2 separate regions of the Homo sapiens genome follow, and region 2 is linked to region 1. A link is a loop called in an ENCODE intact Hi-C map of the cell type or tissue named here. Cell type or tissue: HepG2. All regions are shown on one strand. Links, peaks and the distances in the headings refer to the core of each region. The heading gives the core; the rest is flanking DNA. Region 1 overlaps LINC02604 (long intergenic non-protein coding RNA 2604). Region 2 has its middle 67 kb from the start of LINC02604.

The links. Peaks named below come from ENCODE experiments on the same cell type or tissue, not always from the same donor. Only the 100,000 strongest peaks of a DNase experiment are listed, where the experiment ranks them.
Region 2: it touches region 1 in a loop (15-fold over the local background); 7 of 110 quality-filtered maps call a loop at or near these places.

The regions. Positions count from the first base shown.
Region 1 is chr7:66,904,575-66,907,481 of GRCh38, reverse strand. LINC02604 (long intergenic non-protein coding RNA 2604) reads right to left here. Exons shown (of 1, transcript NR_136637.1): 1 at 1,185-2,907. Among named protein-coding and RNA genes, the nearest start is that of LINC02604, 1.9 kb to the right of the region's middle. In HepG2, for the core only: a CTCF peak has its summit at 1,614 (motif pointing right); no DNase peak of the experiment used is centred there.
Region 2 is chr7:66,835,656-66,838,562 of GRCh38, reverse strand. It overlaps the pseudogene GTF2IRD1P1. Among named protein-coding and RNA genes, the nearest start is that of LINC02604, 67 kb to the left of the region's middle. In HepG2, for the core only: a CTCF peak has its summit at 1,376 (motif pointing left); a DNase peak (open chromatin) is centred at 1,372.

The DNA of each region.
Region 1 (2,907 bases), core at 280-2,779:
ACTTTTAAATCAACAGGCTAAGAAGGGAGTTACAACCTTCTGGGATGATTGACCCAGACTATCAAGATGAAATCAGTCTACTACTCCACAATGGAGGTAAGGAAGAATATGCATGGAATACAGGAGATGCCCTGTGATTAAGGTCAATGGGAAACTATAACAGCCCAACCCAGGCAGGACTACAAATGGCCCAGACCCTTCAGGAATGAAGGCTTGGGTCACTCCAGGAAAAAACCTGCTGAGATGCTTTCTGAAGGCAAAAAGAATACAGAATGGGTAATAGAAAAAGGCAGTCATCAATACCAGCTATGACCATGTGACCAGCTACAGAAACGAGGACTGTAATTGTCATGAGTATTTCCTCCTTTTGTTAAAAACATGTTTGTGCATATATAAGCTTGTACTAAGAATATTTCATTTCCTTTTTCCTTTATTGTGTGAATAACTTATATTGACTTCATATAAGCATCTAAGTGTTAGTTTTATATAAGGGCATTTGGGTTCAGGATTGGTGCATTTCCAGTTGTATGAAGAATACTTTTATTATTATCTTAGGCACAATTATGACCTTATTATTATCTTTATTTGAAGATTATGTATAATTTCAGAAGATGTGTATGGGTTAAAGTTGACAAGGGGTGAACTTGTGATGGTTAATATTGACTGTCAACTCTATTGGACTGAAGGATGCAAAGTATTGTTCCTGGGTGTGTATGTGAGGGTGTTGCCAAAGGAGATTAACATTTGAGTCAGGGGGCTGGGAAAGGCAGACCCGCCCTTAAACTAGGTGGGCACAATCTAATCAGCTGCCAGTGTGGCAAAAATAAAAATGAGGCAGAGGAACATAAAGAGGTGAGACTGGCTTAGCCTCCGAGCCTACATCTTTCTCCCATGCTGGATGGTTCCTGCCCTAGAACATCGGACTCCAAGTTCTTCAGGTTTGGGACTCAGAATGGCTTCCTTGCTCCTCAGCTTGCAGACAGCCTATTGTGGAACCTTGTGATCCTGTGAGTTAATACCCCTTAAGAAACTCCCTTATATATATACATCTATCCTAACAGTTCTGCTCCTTTAGAGAACTGTGACTAATACGAAGGGTGACAATAGAGGAATTTATATGCTAGACTTTTATACTTTACCTCAATTTTCATTACCTTTTGAAGAAAAAATGTTTCACATAATAATCACATAACAATAATTTATTCAAATTTATTAAGGCAGGAGCTGGGCCTAAAGAGGGTGCTGAGAGGCAGGAGCTGGGCCTGGAGAGGTCAACTGAAGGAAATTTTTGGCCTAAGGAGGCTGCCAGGAAGCAGGAGCTGGGCAAAAACAGGTTGTTGTTAGGCAGGATTTGGGCTCATAGAGGCAGCCAGGAGGCAGGAACTGGATCTTTATAAAAGGGGCAACGTAAGGCAGGAGCAGGGCCTGCAGAGTCTACCAGGAAGCAGGACCAGGGCACAAGAGGCTGACATGAGGCAGAAAGTTGCCCTTGGGAGGCCACTGTGAGGCAGGACTCTTGAAAGGACGCAAAGCTGGGCCTGTAGTGGCTGCTAAAAGGCAGGAACGTGGTCTGGAAGGCCCTGGTGAGGAAAGAGTTGGGCCAAAAGAGGCCACTAGGAGGCAGGAGCTGGGCCTCAGGAGGCTGCCATAAAACAGGAGCTGGGACTCGGAAGGCAGACATGAAGCAAAAGCTGGCCTTTGGAAGGCTGATGAAAGGGAGAAGCCGGGCCTGGTGAGGTTGACTTGAGAAAGTTTGGGGCCTGGAGAGATCCATGGGAGGCAGGAGCCAAACTTGTAGACGCTACTGGAAGGCAGGAGGTGGGCCTGGTGAGGTAAACATGAGGAAGTTCTAGGCCTGGAGAGACAAGTCGGAGAAAGGAGCTGGGGGTAAAGAGGCTGTTGTAAGGCTTGAGATAGGCCTGCAGAGGCGGCCTGGAGGCAGGAGCTGGGCCTGGAGATGCCAAATTGAGGAAGTTTTAGGCCTGCAGAGGCCGTGAAGAGAAAGGAGCTAAGCCTGGAGAGACCGATGAAAGGCAGAAGCTGGGGCTAGAGAGGCCATTGGCAGGCAAAAGCTGGGGCTAGAGAGGCCATTGGCAGGCAAAAGCTCGGCCTCTGGAGGCCGCAAGGAGACAGGAGCCGGGCCTGGTGAGGTTGACTTAAGGATGTTTTGGTCCTGGAGAGGCCGGGCCTAAAGAGGCTGTTGAAAGGATGATGCCAGGCCTGTAGAGGCCAACAGAAGGCAGGAGCTGGGCCTGAGAAGCCCAAATTAAGAAAGTTTTAGGCCTGTAAGTTCCCTAAAGAGGCAGGAGCTAGGCATGCATGGAGAGGCTGCTGTGAGGCAGAAGCTGGGCCACTAGAGGTTGCCAAGAGGCAGGAGAATGGCTTGAAGATGTAGCAGTGAAAATGAGCTGAGTCTAAAGAGGTCATTGTTAGGCAGAAGCTGAGATCCTAGAGGACACTCAGAGGTACAAGTTGGGCCTGGAGAGGTCGACTGGAAAAAATTATTGACTTAAAAAGAGCACCAAGGCAGTAGCTGGGCCTGGAGTGGACACAGGAAGGCAGAAGGTGGGACCTGGGAGGCCGCCATTAAACAGGAGCTGAGTTTATGAGGCAAAAGCTGGGCCTTAAAAGGCTGACCAGATGCAGAAGCTAGGCCTGGTGACGATGACGTGAGAAAGTTCTGGGCCTGAAGGGACAATGCAAACGCAAGAGCTGGGCCTAAATAAGCCATTCGAAAAATGGAGTTCGGCCTCAAGAAACTGCAGAAAAGCAAAAGCTGGGCTTGGAGATGCTGCAACGAGGCAGGCACAAAAATGGTCTAGCAACTGGAAACAGCTCTGGGCCTGGAGAGGATGCCGGGAGGCGAGAGCCGGGTCTGGAGAGAGGCCGCCCACAGGCAGGAGCTGG
Region 2 (2,907 bases), core at 108-2,607, 69 kb after region 1:
GACAAAGCAGTGAACCTGAAGTCCCCACCTCCTGGAGTTCACATCCTCATGTGAAGAGATAGATGGATAGTAAGCAAATAAGTAAAATAGGCAAGTTAAGGTGGCTCATGCTTGTAATCCTAGCACTTTGGGAAACCAAGGCGAGGGGATTATTTGAGGCCGGGAGTTCAAGATCAGCCTGGGCAACATACAGAGACCCATCTCTTAAATTTTTTGACATGGATCCTCACTCTGTCGCCCAGGCTGGAGTGCAGTGGCGCAATCTCAGCTCACTGCAACCTCCACCTCCTGGGTTCAAGCAGTTCTCCTGCCTCAACCTCCTGAGTAGCTGGGATTACAGGTGCCCACCACCATGCCTGGCTAATTTTTTTGTATTTTTAGTAGACATGTGGTTTCACCATGATGACCAGGCAGGTCTCGAACTCCTGACCTCTAATGATCCTCCTGCCTCAGCCTCCCAAAGTGCTGGGATGACAAGTATGAGCCACCGTGCCTGGCCGAGGACTTTGTCTTGTTCCCATGTGTCCTCGGTGTCTACAACAGACTAGCTTGGGAGGTACATGCAAAATGATCTCAGCCTGCTTCTGTGTGAAGGCCAGGGTGGGCACCTGTATGGAATCTGGATCCCTGATCCCATTGGAGTGGGTGCCGTGCTTCAGAGTTGGGGTCCCCTGGCCCTCCATTCCCCAGCTATCTGGTCTGACGTCAGCAGTGCAAGGCTTAGGAGATGATGAACATGGCTTCCCGGCATCCTCTGTTCTCTTTTAGACAAAGGCCTGAGTGAGGACCCACGGCCTGAGGAGAGGCCCGTGGAGGGTGAGGCACTGTCTATCCCCCACGTTTTACGCCCACCGCCACCCCATGTCTCCTCCCCTGCCCTCCACCTACCCTTGGCCTCTGGGTCTCTTCCTTCTCTCCATCCCATCTCTCTCCAGCACCCTGGTTTGGGGGTGGGAGTCCTGTGGGCTGCCTGAGGTGGGAGGAGATTTAAGGACATGTCTTCTAGAACCAGGAGGTACCTGGTCAGAGCTGCAAGCGGTTCCCACTGCTAAGGGAAATTACAAGACTTTGTTTGCTGCTTTCCACAAAGGTTTTAAGACTGGGAACTGAGCCTCCTCTATCTGAACAAGTAGAATAGAGGCCTGAAAGCACAAAATTGGCTTTGTGTCCAGCAGACACACCCATTCTCAGGAACGTGAGAATTCCCTCCCTGCTGAGAGTGGAAGTAGGACAGAGAGAGAGGGAGGCCAGCGTGAGGGTGGGTCTGTTTCACCTCTGGAGTATCCTGGAATAGAATGAGTGAGTGTCAGAGGACAGAATTGTCACTTCCCAAACCCAGCCCGGCAGGAGGAACCATGAAGTCTTAACACAGTTCCACTGCCACCTGGTGGCGGTGTGCTCAATTTGCAGGCTTAGTGTGTACCCAGTAGTTCTCAGTCACATACTATACTCAGTCACATACCTAGAAAGATGCATGGTCACTCGTAGTCCACAGAACCTTCCAAATCTTCATTCAGGCTGGTGATGCCCTAGATTTGATTTCACTAACAGGAATGTGAGCACTGTCTGGCTCACAGGAATTGTGGACCTGTCTGCGTGTGCCATTTCTGAGGAAATAAGTTGCCCACTGCCACCACCCCAGCCCCAGCCTTCCCCCATTCCAAGATCCCACCACAAGGCCAATCTTGGTACCAGCAGAGCAGGAACATCAGCCGAGAAGCTGCCACCAAAGAGCCTCAACAGACTGCCTTTTGCCTTCCAGACAGTCAAGGTGACGTGATCCGGCCCCTGTGGAAGCAGGTGGAGCTGCTCTTCAACACAAGATACGGTGAGCAAGAAGTGGGACAGGGTTGGGGGCATCCCAGCCCCCTCCAGTGGCCCTGTTTGCAGAAGGGCTTTGGACCCATCCCCTTGCCAGCTCCCATCCCAGCTGCTCTCTGGGCAGGGACAAGGGAGGGAGGGAAGGGAGGAGCTGGGACCCTCCTTTAAAAAAAGAGAATAAGATAAGATAACCTTAGTGGTGTGCCAGGCATGAGGCTAGGTGCTTCCCCGTGTTTTTTTGTTTTGTTTTGTTTTGTTTTTTTTAGACAGAGTCTGACTCTGTGGCCCAGACTGGAGTGCAGTAGCACAATGTCGGCTCACTGCAACCTCCGCCTCCCAGGTTCCAGTGATTCTCCTGCCTCACCCTCCCGAGTAGCTGGGATTGCAGGCGCTTGCCACCACACCCGGCTAATTTTTGTATGTTTAATAGAGACAGGGCTTCACCATGTCGGCCAGGCTGGTCTTGAACTCCTGACCTTAAGCGATCCTCCCACCTCTGCCTCCCAAAGTGCAGGGATGACAGGCATGAGCCACCGTGCCCAGCCCCCTGTATTCTTCTATCCCACCTCACAAAATCCCCATGTCCTAAGACCCACTTTACAGGTGAGGAGCACTGAGGCCTCGTAAAGGAGTGTGACTCATCCAAGGCCCCACCCCACTCAGTGGCAGAGATCAGGCTCATTCCAAGGTGTGGGTGTTGGTGTTGTAGAGATGAGGTCTTGCTATATTGCCCAGGCTGGTCTTGAACTCCTGAGCTCAAGTGGTCCTCCTGCCTCAGCCTCCCAAAGTGCTGGGATTACAGGCATGAGCCACCACTGCTCCCAGCCTAAAAAGGTTTTTAAGGCTCATGACACACTGTACTGAGTTGCTCTCTGGAAATGTTACAATTTTTGCTTCTCAGGGAGGTACATCTTTCTGTACGCTCATAGGCATAAAATGCAAAAATGCAATCCTAAATTTTTATCTTGGCCATGTGTGGTGGCTCACATCTATAATCCCAGCACTTTGGGAGGCCAAGGTGGGAGTATTGTTTGAGCTCAGGAGTTTGAGACCAGCCTGGGCAACATAGTGAGACCTGATTTCCAA